Linked DNA regions of Homo sapiens: all the other regions are linked to region 3. The links are chromatin contacts, found by Hi-C in ENCODE. All regions are on one chromosome and are shown on one strand. Each heading gives the region's core, a stretch centred on a gene start or an enhancer-like site at or near the end of the contact. The rest is flanking DNA. Distances are from core to core; before and after follow the strand shown. Region 1 has its middle 41 kb from the start of TIFAB. Region 2 overlaps PITX1-AS1 (PITX1 antisense RNA 1). Region 3 holds the start of PITX1-AS1 (PITX1 antisense RNA 1).

The links. Hi-C counts contacts between places; a loop is a spot of excess contacts on that map. Pooled maps may share reads with other maps.
Region 1: a loop to region 3 is called in a map of naive thymus-derived CD4-positive, alpha-beta T cell, with 7 times the contacts of the local background. The contact joins the enhancer-like site here to the promoter of PITX1-AS1 in region 3. A Hi-C loop is called at or near these places in 1 of 168 maps with a recorded cell type or tissue (naive thymus-derived CD4-positive, alpha-beta T cell), 2 of 37 single-sample maps with no recorded cell type and 8 of 50 pooled maps.
Region 2: a map of A673 shows a loop between it and region 3 (4-fold over the local background). The contact joins the enhancer-like site here to the promoter of PITX1-AS1 in region 3. A Hi-C loop is called at or near these places in 4 of 168 maps with a recorded cell type or tissue (A673, Caco-2, adrenal gland and 1 more) and 2 of 50 pooled maps.

The regions. Positions count from the first base shown.
Region 1 is chr5:135,492,243-135,494,942 of GRCh38, reverse strand. No RefSeq gene overlaps it. Among named protein-coding and RNA genes, the nearest start is that of TIFAB, 41 kb to the right of the region's middle. Within about 2 kb of position 1,447, at least 3 of the 41 ENCODE cell types and tissues checked have a DNase peak (open chromatin) inside an H3K27ac peak, as active enhancers do.
Region 2 is chr5:135,309,456-135,312,155 of GRCh38, reverse strand. The region is part of intron 3 of PITX1-AS1 (PITX1 antisense RNA 1); the gene reads right to left. Among named protein-coding and RNA genes, the nearest start is that of LINC02900, 63 kb to the right of the region's middle. Within about 2 kb of position 1,400, at least 2 of the 41 ENCODE cell types and tissues checked have a DNase peak (open chromatin) inside an H3K27ac peak, as active enhancers do.
Region 3 is chr5:135,031,957-135,034,656 of GRCh38, reverse strand. PITX1-AS1 (PITX1 antisense RNA 1) reads right to left here and starts at 1,383. Exons shown (of 6, transcript NR_161235.1): 1 at 1,117-1,383. It overlaps PITX1 (paired like homeodomain 1), which reads left to right and starts at 429. Exons shown (of 3, transcript NM_002653.5): 1 at 429-944. The coding sequence starts at 776. RefSeq lists an enhancer at 913-1,545.

The DNA of each region.
Region 1 (2,700 bases), core at 198-2,697, 460 kb before region 3:
TGCTCTGTGATTCTCTTGGTATTTCTAAGCACCTTCTGCGCATCAGGCTTATGCTGGGTTCTAAGGGCTCTGGAAGGAAAGACAAGGCCCATCTCACACATGTACTCAATCAACATTTGTTGAAGGAATGTGAGCTGCCTTGGAATGAGTTCCTAAAATGCTTAGTGAACTTTCAATCTTCAAATATCCTTTGACCACGTAAAAAAAGAAAGAAAGTAAACCTGCACTGTCAGAGGCACCTCTTGAGCATTGCCAGCCAGTGGCTGGCCCAGGGCCTCTCCAGAAGGCAGGAAGGGAGAAGTGGTTCAAGCCTCTGCATCTTTTACCCCTAAAGGAGGCAAGGGAAGGACAGGGAGGCTTGAACCACTGGCCATGTCAAGCATGGTGGGCTGGGGGGCAATGACTTGTGCCTGTGCAGCTCCACACAAAGGAAGTCTTAATGATGAATCAGGGCAGCAGGGTAAATATTTAGAAAGAGAAGCCTCTCCTTGGAGGGCCAGCCTTTGTCTTCTTGTTCGAACTGAAAGGACTTGGTCGAAAAGGGGTCTGTTACAATGGGATGGGAAACAGGGAGTAGCCACAGCCAGCACAATGCTGTGGCCTAAATGATGGAGGGACTAGCGGTATGTGGAGAGCTGAAACAATAACCAGAGATAGGAAGCCTCTGCCGGGATTCTCCAGGGCACCGCCCAGGGACCTTCACACATGATGCTTTAAGCCCTGGCTTCAGCTCCTGGCAGGGCTTGGTGGTGTGCCCGGGATATTCTCCATTTATCTGTCTCTAAAAGCGAATATTCTCAAGGCTCCAGAGGACAGAGAGGGCTATGCACTGACTCCTCAGTCCTTCCCCAAGCCCATCTTTCCAGCCTCATGATCTGCTCTCCTCTCTTCAGTTAAGCCACCCCTGTGGAGCCTGTTTCTCAAACATGGCTCCAGGCTTTCCCCTCACAGCTGCCAGCAACTCTGGGTGGTTAAATTCCTCCCATTCCTGACTCTTCACCTCAAGATGTTCAGGACCTGGTTCTTAGAGAGAAAACCTTTTAAGCCTCTTCTTGGTAAGAGGCCATTAAGGTCTCTTCTGAAAGAAAACATAAAGATTTGTTTCAGAAATAAAGGGAATCATGGATTAAGTTCCACCTGTGTGTGATAGTCGGGAAGAGAAAGCCGTGCCTGCCCTGGCCTGCTTGGGCCTCTGTCTTGGCAGACACCAACGTTAATGGCCACTGCTAACAGGAGCTGCTCTAACTCACAAAAGGGAAACAGATTTCAAGTCTTGAAGCCTGAATCAGCCAAAACTACTCATTTCTTGAAACAGGCTTTGTTTTGTAATAGCCTCATCATGACTCATCATCAAGAAATAGGGCACTGGTAAGACCTTCCCTGGCACTCTGGTCTCCCTACAGAGGTCCCAGCCAGGGAGAACCATGCCTGAGTGCAGCGCAGCTTATGGAAAAGGTAAATACACACGCAGCAGAACACACTGCGGCCTTGGGCTGCCTCATTTTTCGTTGTATGAGAACCAGTTTTGTTGCTGGTGGCCCTCCATGGAAGCTGTGGTTTCTGATTTGATAAGCATTCGTACGAGCCATGCTCTGCTCCTGTAGGACAACATAAAAAGTGAGGAAACTAACATGGTAGCATTCACGGACCACTCGCCCCACCTGACATTAAACGTTCATTAGAACACAGGGCTAGAAGGACACCAGAGGCTTCCCACACCAGTTTCCTGCTTCATTTCCAGGAGTCTGCACTTCTTGGCACTCTGGAACAATCTATGGCCCTCCTGCCCACACACAGAGTTGGTGCCCATTCTGCCTGAGGAGGTGGAAATTTGTCCCAAATGGGGCCAGCCACCATCCATTCACCCATCAAAGTGACACCAGTTTATTGTGGGGTTATTGCCACTAGCCAGCTATATATAATCTAGGTGAAATGATAAATCCAGGCACCTGTATCTCATCACTGAAGATACAGGGCCATCGACACTGCCAGGCCAGCATATATATAAGACCAACCAATGTCCTCTATAGAGTTTGAGTCCACAGCAATTGGCAGAGTATGCACTGCTCAGATTGCTCCTGAGTGTCCTGTCTGCAGTCATTCCAGACCTCAGACCACCATTACAAGGGATAAGACATGCTTACTTGTCCCTTAGTGTCAGGGGCACAAAGGGTATCCAGCCCACTCTGAAGTGGGCTGGAAAGTGAAAAATGGGCAGCTGGATGTTGGCTGGAATGAGGGCACTAAATGAAAGCTTTAGAGGGACATGCCACATTTCTAAGGCAGCCACTGGGGCAGGGAGAATTAAGGTCAACAACATATGCTGACATTCATGTAATAAACCAGGACATACAGGTACCAAGTAGGGCCCCAGCATGAAAAAGATCAAAATCCAGATGACTTTTCCCATGATCCTAGGTGGCTTGTGAACAATAGTTGCAACACCACGGTTCAGCCTGCTTCCTCAAAGGTCCAGTAGCCCTAACCAGCAACAAGTGTTGCCTGAACACTACTTCATGCTCCAGCCCTACCCGCAGGAGCCCAGTTTCATCAACCACACAACCATGCCAGATGGGTGTGTACATAAGTACAAACCGCAATGATGGAGAAGAAAGTGGGGAGGTCGCCTGGTTTGGGTAGGGGGTATAGCTAGGGAAGGTAGACAAACATTCAACTCTGGGTTTCCTGTGACCTCACAGC
Region 2 (2,700 bases), core at 151-2,650, 280 kb before region 3:
ACTCAGTTACTTTCCTCACATGGCATTCAACCTCTGCCAGGCCCTATTCCCTGTTTGGCTTGCATAAATGCTTTTCTTTTTAAAAATAATTTGAACAAATTATAAATTACCATAAAATTAACTCACTTTTTAGTATATGATTCAAAGATTTTCAAGTGAATTTATAGAGTTGTGTAACCTCCACCACAATTCAGTTTTAGGTACTTCCATCATCCTCAACAAACTTCCCAGTGTCCATTTGCAGCCAGTTCCCATCCCCAGGCAACCCTGATCTGCCTCTTCTAGAAATTTTATATAAAGGGAATTATATGCCTTTTTGGCATATGACTGACTTCACTCAGCATAATGTTTTTGAAGTTCATCCATGTTGTAACATGTATAAGTAGTTCATTCTCATTGCTACATTATATTTCATTTCATGGATATATCACACTTTGTTTAGCCATTTACCAATCGATAGACTGGATTTGGATTATTGCAAGCTTGGGGCTACTGTGTATAATGCCACTATGAACATTTACGTACAGGTCTTTGTGTAGGCACGTATTTTCGTTTATCTTGAGTAGTGCTGTAGGCAGAATAATGGGCTCCCAGAGATGTCCAGGTTGCTAATCAGCTGACCTTAAGAAAGCAAGATTATCCTGGATTATCTGGGCAGGCCTTGTATAATCACAAGAGTCCTTAAAAGTGGAAGAGCCAGAAGAGGAGGTCAGAGTGAAACAATGTGAGACGGACTCAATATGCTGCTGCTGGCTTTGAAGATGAAGGTTATGAGTCGAGGAATTGTGGGCAAGCTCTGAAAGCTGGAAAAGGGAAGGAAAAATATTCTCCCTAAAGCCTAGGGAAAGGAACGTAGCCCTGCCAACACCTTGATTTTAGCCCAGTGAGATCCTTTTGGACTCTAACCTCCAAAAGTGTAAGATAATAAATTTGCATTGTTTTAAACCACTAAGTTTGTGGTAATTTGTTACAGCAACGATAGAAAACCAATACAGGTAGATACCTAAAAGTGTATATTGGTTGGATAGTAAATTTATGTTTAACTTTTTAAGAATCAGCCAAGCTGTTTTTCAAAGTGGTTGTGCCATTTTATATTTGTATGAAATGTATGATCTTGCTCAGTTTCTAGAGCCTTTCAGGTGATTTTTACTGATTTTCTCCAGTTTTATCATTGCTTTTGGGGGAGAGGATTTTTCAAACTTCTCATTCCACCATACCAGAACCCAATGATTTTTTGATTAAATTATCTACAGAAAAGAGGAGGAAAAGAGGGAGGAAGCGGGGAAAGGTCAAATGTTTGTGTTGACTTACTGGCAATACTGGAGGGCAACAGATTTCAAGGGTTCAATCACCTGCCCGTGTCTTATTAGCTGTATGACCCTGGCTGGGCAAGTTGCCCCACTTCGGCGAGACTGTTTCCTCACTATAAAATAGTACTGGCAATTATAGGATCTGCCTCCTAGGTTTGTGATGAGGATTAGATAATACAGTCAAAGTACATAGTCAGTGCTTGGCCCCTAAGAGCTCTCAACTGTTGACAATGTTTTTAATGGTAAGGGCAACAAGAACAGGTTAAATTTTGTAATATCCTGTTCTATTTAAGTAAAAGATGTGTAATTGGAAAAACCACAGAGTATGCGTTCCTAGAAATGTAAACAGCTGTCTTGCCTGGCATATTTTTCAACTCACTCATTCACTTCAGGCACCTAAAATCTAACTACAGAATTTTACAAGTCATCTGTTGCCAATGACTATCCATACACCACCATGTCCTTCCATCAATAACAACCCTATACAATTGTATATGATTTATACTTTTTAAACATCTTTTCAGTATATATTTTCACAAGGTCTTCATCCCAGTGGATAGATAAACCAAGAATTCTCTCATTTGACAGATTAAGGAAACTGAGGACCAGAGGTGTCAAGTGATTCACTCGAGGTTCTACAGCAAGGAGGTGGCAGAGCTGCTTCCATTTCCTCCTCTTCATTGCATGTCACTGGTTTCTGCCCACGGGCATGGTTTCCTCCTCTCTCTCACTGACATCATTCATGTTTGTTCATTGAATGTGGAAAAGATTAGCTTTCATCCAATTCAAAGATGCTAATAACACACTTAATGTCTATGAACACATACTGATTTTATTATAATCCTGCTCCTCTTGCTGGAAGCAGCCATGCCTGGCTTGGTGGAGATTCAAGACTCACCATTACAAAGAGTAAGCTATGCTTAGGTTAAATTGGCGTTTGTTCTGAGCCCAGTGGCATTTTTAATGCATTTATAAAAATGGAAATGAGTCAAGGTACCCAAGGCCGATTAAACAGGCAAGTCAAACACCCAAAGAGCCCACAGCAAAGGCTTTGCCTGCAGATTCACAGCCCTGCCAACAGCTCCCATGCTCAGTCCTTCCGAAGGGCTCGCCTCCCAGCACAAAGCCCTATCAGGCCTGCCATCTTAGACAAATCTTCACAATGGCCTTACAGCTTCAGTCCTGTCCCTCTCACATTTCACAGATGAGGAAGCAGAGACTCAGAGAGGTTAACTGACTTCCTAAGACACACAGCTGGCAAGTGGAGTCAGGTCTCAAAATTCTTTGAACTTCTCATGCTGCTCCCGTGTTCACTGATAAAGAGACCCCCTCCTCCTGCCCATTCCTTGCTAAGCCCCCTCTGATCCAAAGAGCACAGTGTACAGGCTAA
Region 3 (2,700 bases), core at 134-2,633:
TCCTGGGCTGTTCTCGCCAGGGCTGGGGACTTCGAGGCGGCCGAGACGGGAGTTGATTCTAGGCGAAACAAGTCATTTGAGGCCTGAGGTGTGCACGAGCCGCCCGGGACTCGCAGGCCAGATGCGTTTCTTTTGTGAGGCCGAGGGAGAACTCGGTGTGTCACCGGGGAAGGAGGGAGAGGCGCGGCGAGGCCGCGGGGGGCGGGGAGGCGGCGGGAAGGTGGCTGCGGAGGGGGAGGGCGCGGGCGAGGCAGGGAGGGAGGGAGGGCGGCAGTGAGGGCGCGGCGGCGCGGGCGGCTTGGGGCTGGATTCCGCCCGCGCTCCCTCGCTCGCTCGCTCCCTCCCCAGCCCCCTCCCACCCAGGCCCACCCCACCCAGCACCCCTGGCGCAGGGACTGCTGGAACCTGGCTGTGCGCGCTGTCGCTTTAAGACAGACTCTGCCGGCGCCGTCCGGAGCCTTAGAAACCGGCCCCGGATCGCGAGCCGGAGCCGGAGCCGGAGCCGGGGCCGGCCGGGCTGCTGAGGCCCGAGCGGCAGGAGCGCAGCGCGGAGCGCTGAGCCAGGCGCCCAGTCGCGAGAAGCTGCCGCCGCCTCTGCCCGCCCGGCGCCGCAGCCCCGGGCGGTCCATGGGGCGGGCACGGCGTCGCTGCAGGCGCCGGCAGCCCTGGAGGGCAGCCGCTTAGGCGCTGCGCTCTTGTCCCCGCAGGTCGCAGCCAGGGCGGCGGGGCGCGCCCAGCCCCGGCCCCTGGAGCGCCCGCCGCGGTCCCCACCTCCATGGACGCCTTCAAGGGGGGCATGAGCCTGGAGCGGCTGCCGGAGGGGCTCCGGCCGCCGCCGCCGCCACCCCATGACATGGGGCCCGCCTTCCACCTGGCCCGGCCCGCCGACCCCCGCGAGCCGCTCGAGAACTCCGCCAGCGAGTCGTCTGACACGGAGCTGCCAGGTAAGCGCCGTTCCCCGCGCGGCGCGCACAGAGCCTACCCGGGCGCGGAGCACGGGGAGCTGGGAGCAGGGCCTGACGCCCGCGCCGCGCAACCAAGCTCCCTCTCCGCCCCAGAAGCGTCAGGAGCTTTCTTTTTCCCGTTCTCGACCTGACGGTGAACGCGGAAACTTACGCACACGCGAAGGCACTTCCACGCGGTCCCCACGCGCCAAGAGACTGGCAGATGCACGAGCCTACAGCTGGAGGGTTGGACTGACAGCCCCTCTTGATCAGGAGTAAATAGAACGGGAAAGAATTTGATTTGCGCAACTGGGCGCTAAGGAGCGGCTCGGACGAAGGGAGAGGAGGAGACCGAGAAAGGAAGAGGGGTGACGGGCGAGAGAACGCACTCAGAGAGACAGAGAGGGAGGTTAACACCGTGACAGTAGGCGACAGAATGAAAGAGACCAAAGAGAAGGGGCGGGCGGGAAGGGTAAACGGGGGGAGAGGGGTCATCAAGTAGAAGGGAGACACAGAGGACGGTGAGGGCGAGCGGGCCAACAGGCGCGGCCGGACTCCCAGCAAGGCCAGCCGGAACGCCGATCAAGGGATCCGGCCCACGTGCGCGGCCGAAGCCCGGAGCAGCCCGGCTCTGGCCCCCGCCCCGGCTCCTGCGCGTCTCCCTCCGCGCTGCCTTTTTTTGTCCGAGCTGGAGCTTTTTTCCAGCAGCGAACTGGGCCCGCGGGTGGCCGGCGCGGGCAGTGGGGCAGCGAATCCGCTGCCCAGCGCAGCCGGCCGGGTTCCGGAGGGGCTCCGAGCTCCCCGGTGTGGGCGCCTCTTCTGCGTTCATTTCTTAATACACAGCTGAATGTTTCTCTCCACTTTCTTAGTATCTGTTTCTCTTTTGCATCCCTAAGTGATTTTTCTGAGAGGTTGTTTGCTTGGTTAAAACATAATCAACGCTGAACTCTACTTTTGTTTTCAAAAGTTTTAAGCGCGGTCTTTGGTTGGTTTTATTTTTAAAACCTAGAGAGATATATAATCGTATATTGATTTTTTTGAACCAAATCTATGAGGATGAATTAATTTTAACTGTATCTTTCGATTCTGAAAGAATTAACGTACGAAGTGTAGGTCTGGAATTTAAAATATCTACATGCAACATTATTCTTCCGGAGATTTTAAAAAGTCAATCCAAAATGGCGCGTTTCTCCGGAATTTTCTCAAAATCCATTTACAGTGGTGTTATTTGGGGAATTTAAATTATCTAACTATAATGTGTTTCTCTGGGATTTAAAAATTATCTCTACAAGGGCCTTATTGGGAAGGAGTTAAAAATCTATCTACAACGGTACATTATTTTTTTAAATCCCAGAGAAATAAATGCTTCTGTCAACCTGGAGTTTATACACTTACAGCTCTGTATTTAGTTAGGGGTGTGTTTGTACGGAGCTTTCTGGCTTCTTAATTTACATTTGCTCTGTGTTTCTTCCTGTCTGATTTTGAGAATTTGTGGCCCTTTCAGTGTCTTTAGGCATAGAGCTGTGAGCTTTTCTGGGCTTCTGTGTTTTGTTTTTAAACTCTTTTTCTTTATGTATTAATGTTTCTATGACTGCGTGTGTTTTGTGTAGCTTCAAAGAGAGACAGACTAAAGCCCGAGGTCACCTAGACAGAGTCTGTCTGTCTGGGCTGCAGTTGGTGGGGTTTTCTAGGCTTTGGGACTGGAGGCCTGGAAGCAAGGCCGAGAACCCGGCTGTGTTGTGCCTGCCCAGTGGGG